Regions from separate parts of the Homo sapiens genome. Here region 2 is linked to region 1. A link is a loop called in an ENCODE intact Hi-C map of the cell type or tissue named here. Cell type or tissue: gastrocnemius medialis. All regions are shown on one strand. Links, peaks and the distances in the headings refer to the core of each region. The heading gives the core; the rest is flanking DNA. Region 1 has its middle 540 kb from the start of EPHB1. Region 2 overlaps LOC105374122 (a long non-coding RNA gene).

Region 1 (5,386 bases), core at 335-5,334:
ATGTGATTTATAAGAGTCTACTGTGTATCAGTTTCCTGTTGCTGCTATAACAAATTATCACAAATTTAGTGGCTTAAAACAACATAAATTTATTCTATGATAGCTCTGGAGGTCAGAGGTCTAAAATCAAGGTATTGGCAGAGCTGCATTCCTTCTGGAGGCTTCAGGAAAGAATTCATTTCCTTTTCTGGCTTGTCAAGGCTTTGCACATTCCTCTGCCTGTGGTCCCTCCCTTCATCTTCAAAGCCAGAAGAGTGGAATCTTCTCTCCTTTCTGATCTCTTCTTCCATTCTTTTATCTCCTTTTTCTGATTCTGATCCTTCTCTCCCTCTTATAAGGACCCTGGTATTTACATTGAGCCCTTGCATAATCCAGGATAATCTCCCCATTTCAAGACCCTTAACTTAATCACATCTACACAGCCTCTTTTATCATGTAAGATAACCTACTCACAGGTTCTGGGGACTAGGACATGGGCATCTTTTGGCCACTGTTCAGCCTACTACAACTGGTATCAACATTTTGCCATCTCCACTGAAGTGTGGAAACTTTCACTTCTATTTAGATCTCTTTACCTTCTCCACTTTTAAATATTGTCTCAGATGTCAGATGGTGTTATAATTTTTGTTTTAGTCATCAAATATGGTGTATAAAACACATGAGGAAAAGGGTAGTTAGCTGTGTGTACCCATCCATATATCTACTTTTTTCATTGTTCCGTCTTCCTGAAACTACATTATTTTTCCATTTTCTTGCCGTTCGAAGTATTTTCTTTAGCCAATCTTTAAGGATTTATATGCAAATAATGAATTCTTTCAGTTTTTCTGTGTCTGAGAATGTTTTCATTTTCCCTTCATTCCTGAAGAATAGTTGCACAGGATACAGAATTTGTGTTTTTACAATTATTTTCTGTCAGTATCAAAAAAATATTGTGCCACTTCTTTCTGGCCTCCATGGTTTCAAATGAGAAACCATCATTCCAATGGGTATTCCCATACAGGTAACTCATTGGCTATTTTCAAGATGTTTTCTTTATCTTTAGTTTTCAGAAGTTTAATTGTGATGTGCCTTGGCATGGATTTATTTGGGTTTATTTTCAGGGGTGTTCACTTAGATCCTTAGTTCTATACATTTGTGTCTTTTACCAGATTTGGGAAGTTTTCAGCCATTATTTTTTCAAATACTCTTTCTGCCCTACTCTTTCTCCTCTACATCTGGAATGGCAGTCACATGTTTAGGTTTAGAAAGCAGGTCTTGGACTACTTTGTAGGCTGTGGTTTCAAAAGCAGATTAATTTTCAATGTCTTTATGGTATTATTTTGGTTTTCTTAGTTTGTCTACTACCACTGGGGTTCCCATTGACGGTTGCTGATAAGGCCTTAGTGGGGCAGAAAGAGCTTCCTGAGGTGGGGCCACCAGGTATCCCTCAATAAGAGAGGAGTGTGGTAGAATCCCCTGACATCCCTTGCCCCACTTTACATCATCACACATACCCCCAGGTTGTCTTGGGTGGGAGATGGGATTCTAGGGCCGGGGGGAAAAAGAAGCTTCTGGAACCAGGCTGCTTGCTGGAGCTGGGTCCCTTGCCTCTTGGCCTAGGGTCTCTGGGCAGGAGAGGAGAGTCTTAACACATAGGGACAAAGGGGTTTCCCAAATCAGGCCACCTGCTGTAACTGCATCTCTCCTGCTAGCTTCACCTGCCAGCCCCTATACTTCTTGGTGGAAAAGGTGACCCTCAAGAATGGGAGTCGGAGCCGGGGGGGAAGAGTGCCTCCCCTGGCTGCTTATTTCTGGCAGGGCTTCTAATGAATTCCCCTTGCCAGTGGTGTTGGGTATGCCTCATGTTGTTAGGACTCTCGTTGGATCCAGAGGAAGAATGAGCCTTCTGTTGCCAGATTGGCGGCTGGAAAATACGAGGTTGGGGTAGCTTTCTTCTCTTGGGTGTGGGAATGCAAGACACTACCTCTTTGTTATTGGTCTAGTCTTAAAGTCCCAAACCAGTTCTTCTTTCTCTTACCACTTTTCAGAGTTCTTCTTCAGTTGTCTCTTGCTCTGTTTCCAGGGTTTATAGCTGTGCTTAGCAGGAATAAGGAGATAAAACAAGGCCTATGTCATCTTGTCCAACTAGAGTGACATTTTTTTTTTGATGATTTATCTTCATTGACTTTACTCTCTCCTACTGGAATGCTTATTAAATGGGTTTTGGATTTTGTTTTCTTACTTCACTTTTGAAAACGTTTACTCTTATGTTTTCCATCTCTGTCTTTTTGCTACAGAAGATTTTCTTATCTTCTCTGTCACTACTTTAGTTTTTATATATGTTTATTCCATTTTTTTGCCCAGCTATTTATCACTTCAATTTTCAGATTTCAAATTTTTAATCATGTTCCCCCCACCACCCCATGATTGCTCCTTCTTCTCTAATGAAGCCAAGAATTCAAATAAGAAGTACAATTTTAAAATTGCTTTCTTCTTGTTGTTTATATTTCTTTAATTTAATGTTGTTTTGGTTCATTTTGTCCTTCTACTTTCATGCTGTTGATTTTTCTTAAAGGTCTGGAGACTCTGGCTGACTTTCCACATTTATGAGTGAAGGGCACAGCTGTTTGGTATGGGTAGTGCATGAGGAACCCTTTCCTATTGTGGGTAAGGCATGGCAGGATGCCTGATGCTGAGCTTGACAGACAAGCAGGCTCATCTCATGATTTCCACCCCTGGCTGAATACAATAGACTTGACCCGTGTTGGAGTGGCACTGTTGCCAGGTCTCATTGCAGTTCATCTGCTGAGGAGGTTGGTTGAATTCCCAGTCTCTTCTCTCCACTTTTCTCAACATCCACACTGTGAGCTTCAGGGTGTCAGCTAGGTTTGGATGCTTCAGCCAGCTTCCTTGGACCTCAGGAAAGTATGGCGTCACCCAGCCCAGGGGATAACACCCCAGTGAACGCTGGTGGGTATTATCCCTGAGGGTTGTGCAAGCTGATCCACTTGGTGTGCAAAGAAAATCTTGGAACTTTTACCTACCTGAATGTTAGCTAAAATATGAAAGATATCAAAGCTTACTAATTTTAATATATGGATTGTCATACTAATTTTAATATGGATTGTCATTCCTGAGGTAAGAGGTAAGAGTTCCATAATCCACTTGTTTGCTTCTTTGATTGTCTTGTGATGAATTGCAGTTATATCTTCTTGGTTAAAGGGATTTATGGATAATATGTTCCATTAAAATAATCTAATCCTTGCAAAATGGTTAAGTAATTAAAATTTCTGGCATAGAAAATGTGGATCAAGGATAACTCAAAATGCCGACACTGGTAAACAACTAGAGAATAGCAAAGCTGATACTTCTAACCTTTATTCACCCCATTATGTGATGCAAATATTGATGATTTCATAAAATCCGATGAGAATTTGGCCCCATAAAGTTCAAAACTATCATGAAGACTATTTATTTTGAAGATAAATTTTCACTCATGATCATTAATGATTAATCTCACCCAAATATAAATTATGTTGAGATATTTGCTAATGAGAATAGCAATATGTATATTGCTATATATAAAAATATGTATATATTTATAAATACATTTACGTAAATTGTAGTTGTGTGCTTCATGTTTTAAAAAACATAATGAGTACATTTTTTAAAAAACATAATGAGTACCTGATTCAAAACAATGTAAAAACCACTGCTGTAGACAGTCCTCCAACTAATGATCCTGATTATCACTCCACAGCCAAACTCAAGCTGAGAGACCCTCTGGTGCTCCCCTGGGAGGAACTGCACTTACTGCTGCTAGAGCCTTCTCCCTTGTGGGTTTTGAGTTGCGACAATCCAGTCACATCTGTATTCCATTGTACATAAATTTTTTATCACTTCTGTTCCATCGATGACACGCTTCCTTATGTTTAAGTGCTGGCATGAATTTATTCTTTTTTGCCAAATGTTACTGACACTTTTGTGGGGTCCTGAGGGGAGAGGGGGCAATGCATATGCATAGGTCACCATCCCAAATCTAAAGCCAAAAGATTGCCATTGAATTTGCAGAACAAGAAACTTCCTACTGGCTAAAGTTTCCTTTGTAAACAATATTTTTAAAAAAATTTCTGTTGGTATTTAGTTAAACAAAAATCAAAACAAGCCAACATAACCTGACTCAGGAGCCAGGGACATGCAAGCTTGGATTTAGTAAGGCACTAAGAACTCCTGGAGCCCAGATGTGGCTTAGTCATGTTGTCCAAGGGTAAGGTGAGGCTGGTGAAGGGAAGGGCAAGTTGTTATTATCATTGGGGGGAGTGGGTGCTATTTAAAGGAAAAAAGGGAAAGACTATTTTTTTTTCCACCCAGGAAAATCTCTCCCACCAGTGTGTGGCTAACACCAGAATTAGAACCAAGCATTCTCTACCCACTCCTACCACAGCCATAATAAGAGTCACCTTCTGGTGCCCTTGCCTGCTACAATCCTTGGATGCTCCTGTGTTTGCTTTTAATGAGGGAGGCTGTTTCTTTACAAGGCCCTCCTATTGCTTTGGCTTTATGACACACACACTCCCTCCTAAATATGTCATGTAGCACATTCAAAATGAAAATGAATTTAAATTAATTGGGTTTGAGATTCCTTTTCAGAGAATTTCATGAGGGCTTTTGAAATAACAGAAGTGTCACAAACACAGGTTGGAATGCAGACATCGGGTACAAAGAGTATGCTAGAGGAAGACACAGTTGTCAAAAAGGTATTTTTCCCCCTGCAGTGACAGGTGGCTCTGACAGCTCTGGTTTGTCAGCAGGCAGACACATGAGGATGAGGGGATCATGAGGATGAGGGGATCAGAAATGAAAGATGCCGGTGGAAATAATTCCTTCCGTGGCTGTGAAGTGATCATGACTTTGCTGTATCATAACGTAGCTCTGAAGACAGGATCAAAATGAAATCTCTCAACCTGAAGAAGAAATTTCTACCTGATAATGTCCTCCCTGCAGGCCTTTCTATATCTGCTGGTGTCCTCTGAGAGTGAGTGGGAAGGGAAAAGACTGAGGAGATGACCAGCTCAGGTCCATGAATTTCTAGAGGAGGCTGCTTCAGACAGGGTGTGATTTTCAGTCTTGTCTGTGTCTCTGAGAATATGGTCCCAGGGAGGCTGGAGTATCTAATAGGGTTGTAGTAGGTTGTAGTCTCCAGGCTCCGGCACCAGAAAGAGACCTACCTTTCAAATCAAGAGGTGCTGACGCAATATGACGGTCCATTTGTCCTAGGCCCTTCCTCGCCTTCTAAGGGTTGCTGATTGTAGGAAGGGTATTCATTTTATTAGAAAAGATGGTCTTCAAAAATTGTTCTCTCCTTAAGGCTTCTGGAAATAGCTGATGGCTAGTATAGTTACTTTTC
Region 2 (5,386 bases), core at 205-5,204, 58 kb before region 1:
GCCATCCCCATCAAGCTACCAAAGACCTTCTCCACAGAATTGGAAAAAACTACTTCAAAGTTCATATGGAACCAAAAAAGAGCCCGCATTGCCAAGTCAATCCTAAGCCAAAAGAACAAAGCTGGAGGCATCATGCTACCTGAATTTAAACTATACTACAAGGCTACAGTAACCAAAACAGCATGGTGCTGGTACCAAAACAGAGATATGGACCAATGGAACAGAACAGAGCCCTCAGAAATAATACCACACATCTACAACTATCTGATCTTTGACAAACCTGACAAAAACAAGAAATGGGGAAAGGATTCCCTGTTTAACAAATGGTGCTGGGAAAACTGGCTAGCCATATGAAGAAAGCTGAAACTGGATCCCTTCCTTACACCTTATACAAAAATTAATTCAAGATGGATTAAAGACTTAAACATTAGACCTAAAACCATAAAAACCCTAGAAGAAAACCTAGGCAATACCATTCAGAACATAGGCATGGGCAAGGACTTCATGTCTAAAACACCAAAAGCAATGGCAACAAAAGCCAAAATTGACAAATGGGATCTAATTAAACTAAAGAGCTTCTGCACAGCAAAAGAAACTACCATCAGAGTGAGCAGGCAACCAACAGAATGGGAGAAAAATTTTGCAATCTACTCATCTGACAAAGGGCTAATATCCAGGATCTACAAAGAAGTCAAACAAATTTACAAGAAAAAAACAAACCCCATCAAAAAGTGGGCAAAGGATATGAACAGACACTTCTCAAAAGAAGACATTTATGCAGCCAAAAGACACATGAAAAAATGCTCATCATCACTGGTAATCAGAGAAATGCAAATCAAAAAAACAATGAGATATCATCTCACACCAGTTAGAATGGCGATCTTTAAAAAAGTCAGGAAACAACAGGTACTGGAGAGGATGTGGAGAAATAGGAACACTTTTACACTGTTGGTGGGACTGTAAACTAGTTCAACCATTGTGGAAGACAGTGTGGCAATTCCTCAGGGATCTAGAACTAGAAATACCATTTGACCCAGCCATCCCATTACTGGGTATATGCCCAAAGGATTATAAATCATGCTGCTATAAAGACACATGCATACGTATGTTTACTGCGGCACTATTCACAATAGCAAAGACTTGGAACTAACCCAAATGTCCAACAATGATAGACTGGATTAAGAAAATGTGGCACATATACACCATGGAATACTATGCAGCCATAAAAAAGGATGAGTTCATGTCCTTTGTAGGGGCATGGATGAAGCTGGAAACCATCATTCTCAGCAAACTATCGCAAGGACAAAAAACCAAACACCGCATGTTCTCACTCAGAGGTGGGAATTGAACAATGAGAACACTTGGACACAGGAAGGGGAACATCACACACTGGGTCCTGTTGTGGGGTGGGGGGTGGGGGAGGTATAGCATTAGGAGATATACCTAATGTAAATGACAAGTTAATGGGTACAGGACACCAACATGGCACATGTATACATATGAAACAAACATGCATGTTGTGCACAGGTACCCTAGAACTTAAAGTATAATAAAAAAAAATTTAAAAAAAAAAAGAAAAAGAAAAAAAAAAAGAATTATCCAGGCCATAGGACAGAATGGTAACACCCATAGGTTTTTGGACTTTAGCTTATGTGTGAGTCTCAGCTCTGCCCTATTACAGCTGTAATACTCACTATGAAGTACCATTGTCTAATCCTCAACAAAATGAGGATGACAGCGGAATTACCATCAGGCTGGAATGAGATAGTGCCTAACATGGGATAAGACTCAGTGAATGATACTGTTATTACCAGTGGCTTGTCCCAGGTCACAAAATAGCAAATGGTGGAAGTGGAATTTGAATCTGAGCCTTTTGATTCCAAGTTTATTAGCTAACACACCTAATCAGAATTTGTAATTTCTCACTTACATAAATCTTAATTCATTCATCAAATATTTATTGATGACCACTACACCGGCCAGGTTCTGAGGTATAAGGGATGAAGTAAACACAGATTTGTTCTCAAAAAAAGGTTGACATCTAGTGAGAGACAGAGAAAGAGACACCAGAATGCATTGTAGCCCCACAGGATCCGTGACTGAGGCCTGCCTGGGATACAGTGGATACACTGGGGAAACTGAGATAGTCAATGAATTATAGCTCTTGGTTCAGGTACAGAGACTGTGAAGCCAGAACTAGGCTTTGAGGGTTGTGTAGGTATCAGAAGGGTTGAGAAGAAAGGATGGTAGATGGGGGTGGGAGAGGCTTTTCTGGCAGTACTGGTGATATGGGATAGATGTGTGGCTGGCATATAGTATAGGTGTTTTGGGGGACACAGAGGGAGGGAGGGCATGGAAAGTGTGAGGCCAGAGGAGTGGGTGGATATCAAGTCATGAAGAATCTCCTATGTCCTGCTGGAAGCGCTTGTCCTGCTGCAAGGTTTGCATTTTGCTCTATAGAGAATGGAGAACCATTGAATAGATTTTAACAAAGCAGTGTCATCATCAGATTATAATTTTAGTGGGCTTTAGAAGAGACCAGTATGTAAGAGGAATCACAGGGTGAGGAACTAGACTAGGGAAAAGAGCAAGGACCCAGATTCCAAGCAGGGTGTGCTGAATCTCAAGAGCTGGGACTATAAGCCCCTGCCCTGGGGTGCACCCTCATGGTGAGGTAGGAGCATGAGGGGAAAAGAGGCTGTGAGAGCAGGAGACTGAATTAAGGGCTGGGGGTTCACGAAATCACAAATGGGAGAATGCTCAGCAATCTTAAAATCCAGGGCTGGGCCACAGAGCAGCCTGTAGGAGTGGAGTGTGAGTGAAAGAGGTGATAATCAAGGAGAAGGAACCTTGAGGCTAGAGGTTTTATGAGCAGGGACATTTAGGTCCACAGTGAGGTAAACTTGAAGTGAAAATTCAAAATGGAAGTCAGGTGCCAATATTTTAATATTTGAATAACCTTCAGGTCAGTAGACAGCACAAGGAGAAGTGCTTGGATCACCTCTGGATCCAAGGAGAGCTGGGGTGTAGGAGAACGAGCTGCCTCCCCTCGAGAAAACCTCCAGAAACAGTATCCTTGCAAGACACTGGAGGTGAAAGCAGAGACCCAGATTTTAGATGAGTCAGAAAATGAATAGAGTGACCATGAAGAGGTTAAGGCTATAGGAAAATTCGTTTATAATAAACTGGGGGTTCTGGAGGACACCCCAGGAGAACTAAAGGGAAGTCAGTAGTTAAAGCAGGATAAAAAGACATGTTCCTATTTTTTCCCATGGCCCTTGGCCTAATTTAATGCTGTTGTGTTTGGCTGACTTCACTCTCTTTTGTGAAACTCTTTTCTATTTTTGTCTTCCTAGCGTGACTCTCTCCTGGTTTATTGTCTGTCTCTCAGGCTGAGACTTATTTATTTTCATCCACTAGATTTTTATTGAAAAACTTCTTTGTGCTTCCTGGCCCCTTCTTCACTCCTCTCTTGTTAAAAACAAGTTCTTTGACTCTTTTCATGTTTCACTCCACTGACTCTCACTCTTGGGCACTGTAAATGTTCTCATGGCTTCCATTCCTACCCGTGTATGTGAATTCTATGTTGAGCTCAGAGCTCTCTCTGAGCTCCGGCTTACATCTCATCGACATCTCCACCTGGATGTCTGAAGCCCCTGCATCCTCCAGAGTGCCAGATTCCCCCACACTGCCCATCAAGGCTGCTTCTCCTCAGATGTCCTCTCTCCATGAATAGCTCCCCACCCAGTCGCCCTAAAGCACAAGAAAGATATAAATTCCAAGAGGTCAAGAATTTTTATCTCTTGTTTACTGATATACCCACAGGACCCAGAACAATAATGCCTGGCACAGGATAGGTGCTCAAAAAACATTTATTGAATGAATGAATGAATGAATGAGTGAATCAATCAATCAATCCTTGGTTCCCCCTCTCATAACTGCTCACATCCAATCAGACGGTTTTGCTTGATTCTTCTCTGAAACCCATTCCCCCTTCTTGAGCACTTCAGCCTTTCATAATTCACACTGTATAATTTTCCTACAGCAGCGTCCACCTTCCTGGAACTCCTGCCAGGTGGCTTTGCTGCAGTCTACACTCCACGCTGCCACCAGGGGAATTTTAATAATTAACAGTTAGTTCTCAAAACATTTAGGATTGCAGGGCACCTGGAAGTCAGTACTTTACTCTCTGCAGAACACCATGAAATATTATTCTTCTTAATAATACCACACAACCATTTTGTAGGACTTTATGGCATTTCCCACAGAGGGTTCTGCAGAACAGAAGCTCCAGAAAGTGCTCTGAAAAAGGTTTCCATGATCAAATGTGTCTAGAAAAGTGGAACACCCAATCCCTATCTCGAGGAATCATACCACACATGTGAGTGTCATAGAAGTTGATCATTTCGAAAGTAAAAATTTTAAAGTTTAACCTTTTGAAATCGAGCATTTCCCCCCAGTTTTTGAAAAACAGAAAAGTTCTGGGTAATTCCAACAAATGGCTAACAGGATTATCATTCTGTGAAAATTATTTTGGAAACAGAGAACTATACTCTTTTAAAGTGGGTCTTGCCTTTGTCAAAAACACATTTTTAGAAACCACATTTTGGCAGAATAAACATAATAAACATGAGCCCAATGATCAAATCTACTGTCAAGATGAGGCTGGCAGGCTGCACAAAGCTGATGTTGGATGAGACCTGGCCTCTTTAGCTTCAACTAGTGATCAGTGGTTGAGAGGTGCTGCCAGCTCCAAAGTTTAAGGAAATGTGATGGAAAAAGAATTTCAACTTTTTGAAAAATTGCACCCATTAACTTAATCTTTGGAAAGAAATAGATGATTATTTTATGTGTGTGGTGGACTTCTTGATCTAGCTGAAAAACCACAAATCATCAGCTGCATATTGAGAGAACAAGTGCACTGAAATACATATGAGACTATACCCCTGACATGCAGAAAATACACACCGTGACCTGCTTTTTGGTTGTTCCCCATGTCCAGAGGACTCAGATGTGCCGGAGTCTGTCACCATGAATCTGTAACTGGCCCTTCGTGTATCCTGTTTGACAGCTTTGCTGACTCAGCCACCTTGCCACATCTCCCTGTCCCTCAGATGCCACTGTTTGCCCAGTGCTGGAAGTCAGAGTGGCAAATGTGAAACTCTCCTGTTAGATGCTAATGGGTTGATAGTTTTGGGGTCTCAAGTGAGATCCTTCCACATCCCACACAGTCAGCAGGTTGACTGTGTGTTCAATTTACACTAAAATTGATGCGCTTTTTTTTCCCCAGGCTGTGGGGAAGATATTTTAAGAAGGACAGTTCTAAATTTCTCAAATTCCATGTCTTATGCCGGTGGTTCTAAGACTGGTGGCTCCAAATCCTTGA

What was found. Hi-C counts contacts between places; a loop is a spot of excess contacts. Peaks named below come from ENCODE experiments on the same cell type or tissue, not always from the same donor. Only the 100,000 strongest peaks of a DNase experiment are listed, where the experiment ranks them.
Region 2: it touches region 1 in a loop (2.2-fold over the local background); 1 of 110 quality-filtered maps calls a loop at or near these places.

What each region holds. Positions count from the first base shown.
Region 1 is chr3:135,334,660-135,340,045 of GRCh38, reverse strand. No RefSeq gene overlaps it. Among named protein-coding and RNA genes, the nearest start is that of EPHB1, 540 kb to the right of the region's middle. In gastrocnemius medialis, for the core only: no CTCF peak of the experiment used is centred there; a DNase peak (open chromatin) is centred at 2,685.
Region 2 is chr3:135,392,045-135,397,430 of GRCh38, reverse strand. All of the region lies in intron 4 of LOC105374122 (a long non-coding RNA gene), which reads left to right. Among named protein-coding and RNA genes, the nearest start is that of PPP2R3A, 570 kb to the left of the region's middle. In gastrocnemius medialis, for the core only: no CTCF peak of the experiment used is centred there; no DNase peak of the experiment used is centred there; H3K27ac peaks cover 1,458 bases.